Regions from separate parts of the Homo sapiens genome. Here region 1 is linked to region 2. A link is a contact called in ENCODE Hi-C data. All regions are on one chromosome and are shown on one strand. Each heading gives the region's core, a stretch centred on a gene start or an enhancer-like site at or near the end of the contact. The rest is flanking DNA. Distances are from core to core; before and after follow the strand shown.

Region 1 (6,066 bases), core at 715-3,214, 58 kb after region 2:
CCTGCAGCTGGGAATGGAACCACTGCCTTGGTGCAGTTGTACACCAGACTGCACATTCCAGGTGGCATTAGGGAGCTGGGGCCACTGGTGCTCCCAGTTCCCAGGGCCCACTCCTTAATTAAATGATGATGGGGTCATAAACCCACTGCTGGAGCATTCTTAGTAATGAAACTAGAAAGGATTATGGCTACGATGCCAGCCTTGTCCAGCAGTGCCAGACCAAGGGGATGGGGGTCTGAGAGTCTATTTAGAGTGGGAAAAACAAAACACTTCTGGAAAAGTCGTGAGCTCAAGAGAAATTCATCACAATGGGGAAAGCTGCACAGCTGGACACATTTCAATAACGTATAACTTGAGTGAATAACAGCTCACTGCAGAAAAATAAGAAAACATAGGCAAGCAAGAAGACAGAAAGTACCCCATTTGTCAGGTATGCCTGATAACCTGGCACTGTTTTTCTCCTGGAGGTGTTTTCCAATTTGAAATACCAAACAGAGGCTGAAAAGATAAATAGAGCTTTAATTATCTCATGAGGATGGATGTGGTAGACAAAAATATGAAGTGGAGCCCAACATCAGAGAGAGGCCTGGTAAACACCAAGCTTTCAACTAGGACTTTTAAAAGTTTGCAGCTTAGTAATACAGAAGCCTACTTGTGAATTATCTCAAAACCTGTCTGAATTTAAGCAAACTGTGCCCTTCCTAAATGCCTGATACAAGAAGACTAAATTCTTTTTGGAGAAATATAGCATTATCCAGTACCTTAAATGATTTCTTCAATTGTTCATATGCAATATCTGGCCTGCAACAACAATTGACAAGCATAGAAAAAAGAAAAAAATAAAATGACTCATGATCAAGATTTTAAAAAATTGGCAATATAAAAGGTCTGTAGGATATCCAGTTATTGGAGGCTTTAAACTATGATTCAGATTTTAGAAAATAAAAAAGAAGATAATTATAGTTGAGAACTGAAAACTACATATAAACTATATATAAAATGCATCAAATGGAAAAATTAATTACTCAATGACCTTTTAGATGCAGAACCTAGAATATCAATGCTTAACTCAAAGGAATGAATCCATGAGGACAGCATTTCAGGTGGTGCTGGAGGGAGAACAGCTCAGTCTGCTTTTACAAGACAGGGTGGGTTTTGTGGCCAGGTCAGAGTTCTTCCAGGACTCCTAATACCACCATTTAGTTGGAGTGATAATGAATAGTAGATGTGCTTTTAGCAGAAGGGCAATAAATTGTTTGATGAAAGATTTACTCTCATCCCCCCCCAAGGAATCTCTTCTCTTAATGGTCCTGTCAATAGTGTCTTTCAGGGAAGACATACAGTAAGTGGCACTTTTATGGAAGCTGATTGCCGAGCTCAGCCCTAAGAGCTAGATTCTGAGAGCTAGCTGGGATTAACAAGAGATGCATTATTACAATCCAGGGGAAAATCTCCTATTTGAGTTGTGTAAATGCGTTATATTTCTATAGCACTTTACCTCTTATTTATTTTTTGATAATCTAGTACATTTCTTGGAGAAAATGGGATAAAATTGCAGCAAGATAAATTTATGCCTATAATAAGGATGAATTTCTTATTGTGATGGTCATTAGGTTTAGGAAAGGGATTTTGCAAGGCAGTTGTGAAATCTCTGTCTCCTGAGGCTCATGAGAACAGACTCAGACACATTGGCTTATCTGGGGGTGGGGAAACTGGCCAGTTTGGTTTTCATCTTTTCTGTAGCAAAAACAAAAAGGCTAGAGAACATTAACCCTAAAATCTTAGGGCCTACCCATTCTTCCTGCTGCTCCCAAGCCTGCTCAGTCCCATCAGGTTCTGGGATTTCCTCTCCCTGACCCGCACACCTACTTTCTATTCAAGGGCTACATTTTATCTTCATTGTTGTCCCCATTTGCCCCATGCTCCCTTCCCCACTTCTGTTTGGGAGCCACGGGTGATGTCATAGGGGACAGAAATGGGTTTGGGCTCAGACATCCAAACATTCATCCACATACACTGAAGGAGGGCTTGCCATGGGCTGGGCATTGTGTAGAGCACACTGGTTAGAGCAATGTTTTGCCTTCATTCTACCGTGGGAGACAAAAATAAACCAGCAAATAAAAATATGAATAACGTGCTGTCAGGTAGGGATAAGTGGTAGAAACAAAGCAGAGTAAGGCATTAAAAAATGACTGGGGCAGAAGATAGTGCATTAGAGGTAAGGCGGTCAGAAAGGCCTTTCTTAAGAGATAATATTGGAGCAGAGACCTGAGTGAAATAGTGCAGAAACCATGTGAAAATGGGGAGAAATACTAGTGCCAAGGCCCTGAGACTGGAATGTTCTCAGAGTGTTTAAGAAACAGAAAGGAGGTCAATATGGCTGAGCTGAAGGAGCCAGATGGAGCATGATCAGAGATGAGACTGGAAAGCTAGGCAGGGGCCAGGCCATATGGGGGCTTGTTGGACATGCAAGCATTTTGGATTTAATTCTCAGTGATGTGGGACTGAGACAGCTTTGAAAGATTTTGAGGTGGGAAGTGACATAATTTGATTTCTATTTCTAAGGGGCTGCTCTGGTTGCTGTGTGGAATAGATTGGTTGGGTATGGTGGGAGACAGGGGTCAGGGATGAGGCTATGGCAACAGGCCAGGTGAGAAGCGATATTGGCTTGGTCCAGGGCAGCAGCAGTCAAGTGATGACTCATTTTGATACTAAGTCTGAATTCTGGCACTGCCTCTTACAAACTGTGACCTTGGGCAAGTTGTTTAGTTTCTCTGAACTTCAATTTCTTCTTTTTAAAAAATTGAAGATGAATATATAATACTTTATGGCCATTTGGTGCACTGTGGGCCCTCACAAGGGTCTTCACAGCAAAACTTCTGTCTTCTAGATCATTGTCCTCCTTCCCCTGAAAGGGAGTTCCTACAACCAATTTTTAAGCCTTGGGTGCAGATTGTTGAGTTAGCCTCTTCAGTTTGTGGCTCATAATCATCGTTGGTCCATGCCTCTTTTGTTTTATTTACTTCCTTATTCTCCATTCTCTATTCCCATTTCCTTCTAGCTTCTGCCCTCAGTCAGTCATTCTAAAGTGTTTAATGTGTATCCTTCTATAAATGACATACTGTTGTTCTGTATACTTGTATTTTAAATTTACCTAAATGGTATTGTATCATATATATTTCATTATTTTTCTTATTTTACTGAGCTCTGTGTTTTCCAGATCCATCCTCATTGCCATGTACATAGTTGATTGGTTACTGCTAACTGTTATCTAGTACATACATTATGGTGAGCATCACAATTTAACTAGCTACTCTTCCAACCTCCTGCAACCTGAAAGTTCAACATCTGCATACTCGTGCCCCTTGAACCTGTGTGAGAATTACTTGGGGCATATGCCCCAGGAGCAGAGTAGCTGGGTCATAGGTATGTGTATACCTAACTTGATTAAGTACCACCAGACTGTTTTTCAGAATGGCTGTACCACATTCATCAGCAGCACAAGACAATTTCCATGCCCCTACTTTCCCTCCAGCATTTGGCATTATCCAGTTTTCCAATTTTACAAGACTAATAAGTTCTAAGCTCAGAACTTATTAGTTCTCTTTGTTATTTAATTAGCATTTCTCTGATTAAAAATGAGTTTGAGCATCTCTTCACATGTTTATTAGCCCTTTGAGTTTTTTTCTATAAAATGCTAAGTCATATCCTTTGAACATTTTAAATTCAGGGTTGCTATCTATTTTCCATTTGACTTGCAGAAGTTTCTTGTATATTATAAATAATACATTTTTTGTTGATATAAAATGCCACAAATATATTCTTCCATTCCGTCCATTCTGTCACCTATTAACACCTATTAACTCTTTCCATATATCTTACATTGAACTGAAAAATACAAAAATACTTTTGATATGATTAAATCCACCTGTTTTCTGCTATGTGTTTTGTGTTTTTGAAACTGCTTAGGAAGTGCTTTCCTACCTCTATGTCACAGTGATATTATGCTTTCTATATTTTATCCTAATCATTATAGACATTTATCTTACACATTTAGATCTTGTATCCATTTGGAATAAAATTATATCAAGTATCATTGGATACCTGATATTAAATATTAGGATATTGGAATAAAATGATATTAGGATCCTGCTTTATTTTTCTTGTGTTCCAGTTTTGCCAGCCCTGTTATTAAACAATATTTTCTTTGATTCACAGTGTCATTTTATCCTATAAGAAGCATGGTAATGGGTCTGTATTAGCCCTCTATTCTGTTCTTTTGGTTTGTATTTTGTTTGTAGAACAATATTAGACTGTTTTTATTACTGTGGCTTTATAGTATATTTTATTATCTGATAAAGCCTTCTTTATTCTTCTTAAGGTTGACTTATTTAACTATACATTTTTATTCTTCCATAGAAATTATTGAGGCACAACTTGCATACATCAAAGGTTATATATAATTTTCAGTGGGCGCAGTGGCTCATGCCTGTAATCCCAACACTTAGGAAGCCGAGGTGGGAGGATTGCTTGAACTCAAGAGTTTGAGGCCAACCTAGGCAACCTAGCAAGACTCTGTCTTGAAAAAAATGATATATATAATTTTCAAATTCTTAAGCTGAATACTTATGATCTTTCCATGTTTGTTATGTATAAGAGTATATCTCAATTTATATGGAAGAATAAAATTTTTTACTAAATTTTTAATTTTAAATGTTTGTGGGTTCATAGTAGGTGTATATATTTATGAGGTATATGAGATATTTTGATACAGGCATGTAATGTGTAGTAATCACAAGCACAGGTAACCAAAGCAAAAGTGGACAAATAGGATCACAACAACTTAAAAAAGCTTTTGCACAGCAAAGGAAACAATCAATAAAAAGAATAAAAATTTTTAATTAGCTGAGACAGTCTTAGGATGTAGAATATTTTTATCACCCCAGAAAATTTCCATGTGAACTTCTGTCAATCCCCCCCACACTATGATCATTTTGTTTACTACTACCATTGATTAGTTTTTCCTGAATAGAACCTCATGTAGATGGAATTAGACAGCCCATATTCTTTTAGATCTAGGTTTTATTTTTTAAGTTTCACCACTGTTATTGCAAGTATTTACATTTCATTCCTTTTTAGTGCTGAGTAGGTTTGTTTTTCCATTTACCTGTTGACAGACACTTGTAACCGCTCTGAATTTTTTGATGTTATATAAATGAACATTATAAACATTATTGTTGAACTCTTTTTGTGGTCACATGTTTCATTTGTCTTTGGTAAATACTTAGAATAAATATTGCTAGGTCTTAGGGTATAGACTTACATTTAACTTTATAAAACAATGCCAAACTAATTTTCAGAATCACTGTAGGCTAGGCATGGTAGCTCACACCTGTAATCCCAGCACTTTGGGAGGCCAAGGTGGTTGGAGCACCTGAGGTCGGGAGTTTGAGACAGCCTGGCCAGCACAGTGAGACACTGTCTCTATTAAAAATACAAAAATTAGCCGGGTGTGGTGGTGGGCACCTGTAATCCCAGGTACTTGGGAGGCTGAGGCAAGAGAATCACTTAAACTCAGAAGGCAGAGGTTGCAGTGAGTCAAGATCGTGCCATTGCACTCCAGCCTGGGTGACAGAGTGAGACTCTGTCTCAAAAAGCAAACAAGCAAAAAAAAAAAATCACTGTAGCAGTTTACATTTCACCAGCAATGTCTGAGAGTTGCAGTTGCTCCACATTCTCATCGACATTTGGTATTGTCAGTCTTTTAGATAAAAGCTATTCTAGTGGGTATGAAATGTATCTCGTTTTAATTTGCATTTCCCTGGTGACTAATGATGGTGAAAACTTTACCTGTGCTTATTGCGTAATCTTTCATGAAGTGACTCTTCAGTCTCTTCCCTATTTTTTCTTGGATTACTTATCTTTTCATTATTGACTTATAGACGTTCTCAGCACTCCCTCCTCACTTCAATGTGTTGAACACGAGTCTTTTGTCAAATAAATATATTGTGAATTTTTTTCCAATATATCTATTGGAAATTTAAAATTTTCCAATTTTCCATATTT
Region 2 (6,528 bases), core at 69-2,568:
TCCTGAAACCACCTCCTTCCTTATTCTCTCAAACCAGCTTTGGATTGTTCCTTACATATGGTCTGAGCATCCCGGTATATTCAGGGTCCTAAATGTGGGGTTGTTCCTCAGAGAAGTGGCAGATTTTAATCCATGAGTGGACAAACAGGTATGAGAATTCTGGCTATATAATGTAAATATCATTTTCCCGGATTGATGTGTCAAAAGTAAGATGGAATTATTATGAATCCTATGGCTAAGAAGAGAATTAAAAGCTTTAGCTAGAAAGAGTCCATGATAAAAGCAATTAGGGAACCCCTCTTTGAAGATGAGATGGCTATACAAGGAGGTTAAAGACAGTCTGCATAGAGTTGAGAAGGGAAGATGAGAATAGCCCAAGAGAATGACTCAAGCATATGAAGGCAAATTCAAGGTGCAGCACTTATCTGAGTGGGAAGGCAGTCCCGGCACAGGTTTTGAAGAAATGTGTTAGAAAAACATGTGAAGCTTGGACTGGAAAAGAAGTAGCAGAGCCAGGTAGGAAAACCATCATAGCTGAATGAAGTCCAGGTTAGATGTTGGACTGGTTTGCTGAGTGTAAGCTCCAGGAAGGCAGGGACTTCTTTTTGATCACTGCTGTATCCCACTATCCAGGGCAGTTCCTAGCCCGTAGCAAGGCCTTTATAGATTGTTGGATGAACGGCTGTAGAGAAGATACCCCCTGGTGTTTTTCCTTTCTTCAGAGTGACAAAGGTAGGCAGGACATATTTGGAAAATGGAAACTTTTGCCTCTGACTCTGGCTTTCTCTCTTGCTATGGGAGACCATACCTGACAAATACAGTCGAAGGCTAGAAACACAAACATCTGGGTCTGAAACAAACAAATAAACAAACAAAAAATAAAAAAATAAAGCACCAGGATCTGGCAGAAAAAAAAAAAAGAGAATACTAGCCCTGCCCATGGTAGAGAAGGGAAGAGGCTGACTGAAGAGGCAGGTTATTCATTTTAAAACTGAGCCTGAAAGGAGCCAGAGAATGACAGACAGAGGGAAATGGAATGCGAGAGGCCTGTCCCACTGCCCCAGGAAAGGAGGTGGCAGGAAGAACAATTCAGAAGATGAGGAGAAGTGAGGTTTCAGAAGGGAGCCCAGGGCAGAAGAGATGGTCTTCTCTGGAAATGTGAACAGCAGCTTCAGTTCCCAGTGTTCATATAGCTGAGTCAAGAAAACTAAGAAGAAAAATGCCCTAATTGACAGGATTCATAGGGCCTGGACTGGAGGCAGAACAGCAGCCAACATGGCCAGGCCAGGAAACATTCAAGGCTGCAGGTAACAACTCCAGAAAAGAGAGTGTGAGAAGAGCCACATGTGTTTGGCTTGGGCAAACCCTGCTTGCAGGAGCAAAGGGCATGGGAGACCAAACACATGAAACAGCCCCAGGGGTGCCGGGAACATAGGCTCAGACGTGAAATGGGAATTAGGAGTTTTTATAAATTTGAAGGAGATGGAACCCCAAGTAAAATCTGGAGGCTCGGCTGCACCTGGGCAAATGCCAGTCTTATTGGCAACTGTAGTGAGTTTGAAATTCAGAATCTTTTCTATGTCTCACATTTGTTTTCTCCAACTCTTCTTTCCCAGATGTCACCAAGCATCTGCTACATCCCATGGCTGGCAACAGAAACATGGCTTCTGAGAACATAATGTTGCTCAGCTAAATTTGGTAGGTTTGGGGCTGGGGCTGCGATATTCTTGTGTACCCTATTGACTTTCATATCCCTTGCAAACCAGGACACATGAGGGCCTTGGGATTGGATAAGTCCGACCTCCTTGTTGCTTCAGGAGTCACACCCATTCTGGGTAGACACGCAGTGAGCAGCTGCTCCCAAAGGAGACACTCAGACTCCAGCAGGGAAGCTACCCTGGTTGAGACGAGGGAGACTCCAAGTCTCAGGGAGGAAAGGCCTTTCATTTCTTTGGATTTTGATTTGCAAAGGGAAGGGAGCTCTGGTTTTGAACTTTGATTTTCCTCCTAGAATTTAATAAAGGAGAGGGCTCCAGAAGGCTGAAGTTCAGGGTATTTTTAAGTTGCTGGTATTGTGCTCATTGGGGTATTTTTATGCTGTCATGTGATGTTTGTGGCACAGCTTCCTCTACTGAGCTATATTGGACAGTGTGGCTTGAAATTTGAGATGGAAAATACAATCAGGATAAATTTTTGGCCCAGGGTACAGTGAGGACTTGGAGTGATTTTACTGAATGCCTTGTTCTGATTATTTCAGAGGCTTCTGAAGGTAACAGCTGAACTGCCCCTCCCTCTAGCCCCTGGGTAGTGATGAGAGGCATGAGCGTATGTTGTGAGAGTAGAGTGCCTCTGCTGGCCTCCATCCTTGGAAGGACAGAGGTACCCTGGCTGGTCAGGCTTGGCAAGTTGACCCAATGAGATAAGTAGACAAAACCTGGGTGGAATCAGGGAAGAACCCTAATCCCACCTGATTTCTGTTTTCGCAGAGAAGAGCCTTCTCTTTCTCTGCTATCTGCTAACTTAATCCTTCTAAGGGCGGTGGAGTTGCTAACATTCAGGCCAGGTGTTGACCAGGAAGTGAAGCGAGATTATTAAGAGTACACTTACACACAGCAAGCTGCATCACAAGTGCCTCAGAATGCTTGAAAATGAGGTCCTATCTGGCACAGCTGCCCAGGGTTTGGTGAGTAGATGTATTTGTGCAGGGACAATTGTGCCCCTTTTGCCTTTATAGGATGCTTGGTGAGTGAAGCTGGGGCTAGCTTCTAGTTCCTGCTTGTCTCCTCAGGGGATGTTTTCAGCCCTGAATACTCTTTCTTGCTCTCCACTCAGCACTAGGTGAGGCCAAACTGCAAGGCCAAGCTCTGGACCTTTACTCTCTGTTCAGCTTCTTGGGGCCTATGGTCTTCAAGTTGGGAGAGGCAAATGAAGGAAAATCTCCTCCTTAGCCCAGCTTGTTCAGTGGTTCATGTGCATTAGGAGTTACTGTGTACCCATCTGGCCCGTGAGTAAAACATCATCAGGTCCCTTCTACTTAGCATCCCTTGTGATATCCTCTGTCTGCCAGAGTCTTAAAAGGCAGGAGGGGTAAGAGAAATAATAAATCAAACTTCGCCCCGATTTCTAATAACAATGGTAATTAATAATATTTATTTTTTATATAATAACAACATGAGGTCTTGTGGTATTTAAAAACTGTTTTTTTAAGGTGATTTTATGTCATGGCTGAAGATTTTACACTGTGGCTTCTGACAGAAATGAATGATGTGTAAACCCACATTTTGATCCATCAGAGGCTTCACTTTTGCCCTCCTAGAACACTATTGCCCTACCTAGGGCTTATGAAATCCTGTTTGTAAGAATTTAAGCCAGAATATTACTCTAATAATCAGGCCAAGCCTGCTTCATCCAGGTATTCACCTATGACATGATCAAAAAGTGTTCTTTAATTAAGTACTTTGTAAGGTGGACCAAAGAATACATTGAACATGACTGAGCCTCATCCACACACAAAGAGGAGAAAGAAATACTCGTTATAGTTCTATGCATAGACTGTAAGAGATACATAGTGGGTTCTGATCACCATTTCCAAGTCTTGCACAGAACTTTGCAGAACCAGTGTGTTAACCTGGGCTTGTCTTCCTGCAGCCTTACCTGTTCACATCTGTGGGTTCTCTGTGATCAAGAACTGCCTGCCCTGGGAAATCCATTTGTTTTCCTCCACTCAGTGCCAAATGCCTTCGTCTTTGTTTCTGCAAGCTCTCAACATTCACTGTAAGTGTTGCTTGTGAGGGGGCTTTCCAGTCTTTTCTTGAGCTTTGCATAATTCTACCTGCCTGCCTTTGGTTTAATTCAGGAATGGCTGCGGAGGCTGCAGCTTCTGCTTTTTTCTAAACTGAGTGCCCTTATGCTAGGGGTTTGCCTGAGTCTGAGGGGTTTCCTGGTACATAGACTTTCAGTGCTAAAAGTAGGAACGTTCCAGGCAAGCCAGGATTTGTTGGCTTCCCTACCTAGTGCCCTGATTGTTTTGTCCTTCTAGTGGCTGTATTCCCTGTACCTGATGAGAATTGCCTGCTTGCTCTAATGCCAGCCCTTTGACCTTCTGGACTTTCCACCAGCCAGCAGCATGCTGTGTAACTGAGCTTGCATAGGAATATTGGGTGTGAGTTTGAATTATAATAGATAATTAAATTGAGCCTTTTCCTCTTTTGTGTGTCCTGAGCCTGTGGGAGAGAAAGCCTCACAGACATAGGTGTTTCCTATTGTCTGCAGGGTCCTGGCCAAAAGGCAATTCAGAAAGTGGGTCTTACTTTGGCATCCAGCCCCGCCATGCTTAGAAGTATTGTTGTGTTTCTCTGGATTAAAATAGCATCTCCACCTCTTCTACACAAAGTTGGCATTCTCTCTTGTTTCAGATCCATTCCATGCCAAATATGCTGAGGTTGGTTTGGGAGTTGTGTCACTTTCCTCAGTTTCTCTTGTTTCCATGGTGCTGACATGGCCAACTACCAAATTCCTAGGATTTTTTTTTTTTAGTTTGAAAAGTCTGGTCTGTTGCCACAGCACCTACAGCCATATGGAACTTTCCAGTGGCAACCATGTGACTCAACAAGGGAGCCAAAATGCAGTTTATAAGATCTTCTGGAAATCCGTGCCTATGGGTTTGGCTACAGTGGGTAATGTTCTGATACCATCAACTCCAGGACAGAAGTAATCTGTTTGCAATTCCAAACTCATTATTTCTTTATTTGCATTCAGTATCACAAAGCCATTCATGAGAAACCCATTTTTAAAGCCTCATTACTATGAAATTTGTTAAACTGAGTGTAAACATTTTATCAGCAATATGTTCTGAAGAGTCTTTTTTCTTTTTTAACCTGAAACATCATTTCACAGCTGCCTGGCTCCTAGGTTGGGTCACAAGTTAATAATGTCTCTACCTTGAAACAAAATTAGGCTGTGGCTGCCTGTCTTATAAATTAGGCCACAGTGAGATTTTCATTCCTTATGGCTGCAGCAGTAAGCAGTGCATCATCATTATGAAGCTTTCTTTTTTACTGTATCTTGTTCTATCAAGTGTAATCAGAGGGCCAGGAGGGCCTGTGTTCCTTGGAAGGAGATTTCAGGCACAAAAACATTTGGTTCATGGGCCTCAGGGGAGTCCTGGTGCTTTTCACTCTAGGGAGGTTGCTTGGCACAAATGTTGTCCAGACAGCAGAGATGCTCTGGGATAGAACGACCTTTCCAAGGGTAGAAACCAGATTCCCCTTTGGCTGACAGCATACTAGAGTTGAAATAGCCTCGACCCTTGACCTTTTCTGATGTTACAATATTTTAAGTTTAGGTTTACACGTTTATGATTCAAAAGTGTGTTTGTCTCTTCCCAGGCACATTGGTTGCAAGTGGTGGAATCCTCACCAAATGAATAGGAATAACTTGTGCTCAGAACAACTAAGCAGAAAAGGGGAAAATTGGGAGGGAACAACCCACTGTCCATCAGGTTCACCTGAGTTTATGTTTTTTATTTTTTTTCTTCTTCTACTTTTATTTTAGGTTCTGGGGGTACATGTGCAGGTCTCTTATATGGATAAATTGTGTGTTGTTGAGGCTTGGAGTACAAATGATCCTGTCACTCAGGTAGTGACCACCGGTACCTAATAGGTAGCCTTCCAACCTATACTGTCCTCCCTACCTTTCCTCTCAAGCAGTCCTTGGTGTCTTTTGTTACCATCTTTACGTCCATGTGTATTCAGTGTTTAGCTCCCACTTATACGTGAGAACACGTGGTATTTGGTTTTCTGTTCCTGCATTAGTTTGCCTAGGATAATGTCTTCTGACTTCATCCATATTGCCACAAAGGACATGATTTTGTTTTTGTGTGTGTGTGTGTGGCTGCATAGTATTCCATGGTGTATATGTACTTTCTTTATCCATGTATATGTGTTTTCTTTATCCAGTCCATCATAGATGGGCACCTAGGTTGATTCCATGTCTTTGCTATTGTGAATAGTACTGCCATGAACACACAAGTGCATCAGAGCAAGGAAAACCAAAACCAAAATGAGATACTGCCTCATACCAGTCAGAATAGTTATTATTAAAAAGTCAAAGAACAATAGATGCTGGTGAGGTTGCAGAGAAAAGGGAACATTTATACACTGTTGGTGGGAGTATAAATTAGTTCAACCATTGTGGAAAGCAATGTGGAGATTTCTCAAAAAACTTAAAACAGAACTCACATTCAACCCAGTAATCCCACTAATGGACATATACCCAAGGGGAAATAAACCATTTCACCTGAGTTTTAGTTTTGCCTGCATCTAGTTATGTGACCTTAGAGAAATTATTTAGCCTCTCAGCTTCATTTCCTTATCTCCAAAATGAAGATGATAATGCTCACCTTGGAGAGTAATTGTAAAGATTAAAAGATAAGCCATGGAAAAATTTCAGTAGAGGCTCTTTGCTAGTATAATTATGATGACTTTTTTTTTTTAACTGTTTCTAAAGCTGTAATCTCTGAGGAGACCC

The links. Hi-C counts contacts between places; a loop is a spot of excess contacts on that map. Pooled maps may share reads with other maps.
Region 1: a map of Right ventricle myocardium inferior shows a loop between it and region 2 (2.3-fold over the local background). The contact joins two enhancer-like sites. A Hi-C loop is called at or near these places in 1 of 168 maps with a recorded cell type or tissue (Right ventricle myocardium inferior) and 1 of 50 pooled maps.

The regions. Positions count from the first base shown.
Region 1 is chr3:139,892,120-139,898,185 of GRCh38, forward strand. No RefSeq gene overlaps it. Among named protein-coding and RNA genes, the nearest start is that of CLSTN2, 40 kb to the right of the region's middle. Within about 2 kb of position 1,965, at least 6 of the 41 ENCODE cell types and tissues checked have a DNase peak (open chromatin) inside an H3K27ac peak, as active enhancers do.
Region 2 is chr3:139,834,678-139,841,205 of GRCh38, forward strand. No RefSeq gene overlaps it. Among named protein-coding and RNA genes, the nearest start is that of CLSTN2, 97 kb to the right of the region's middle. Within about 2 kb of position 1,319, at least 3 of the 41 ENCODE cell types and tissues checked have a DNase peak (open chromatin) inside an H3K27ac peak, as active enhancers do.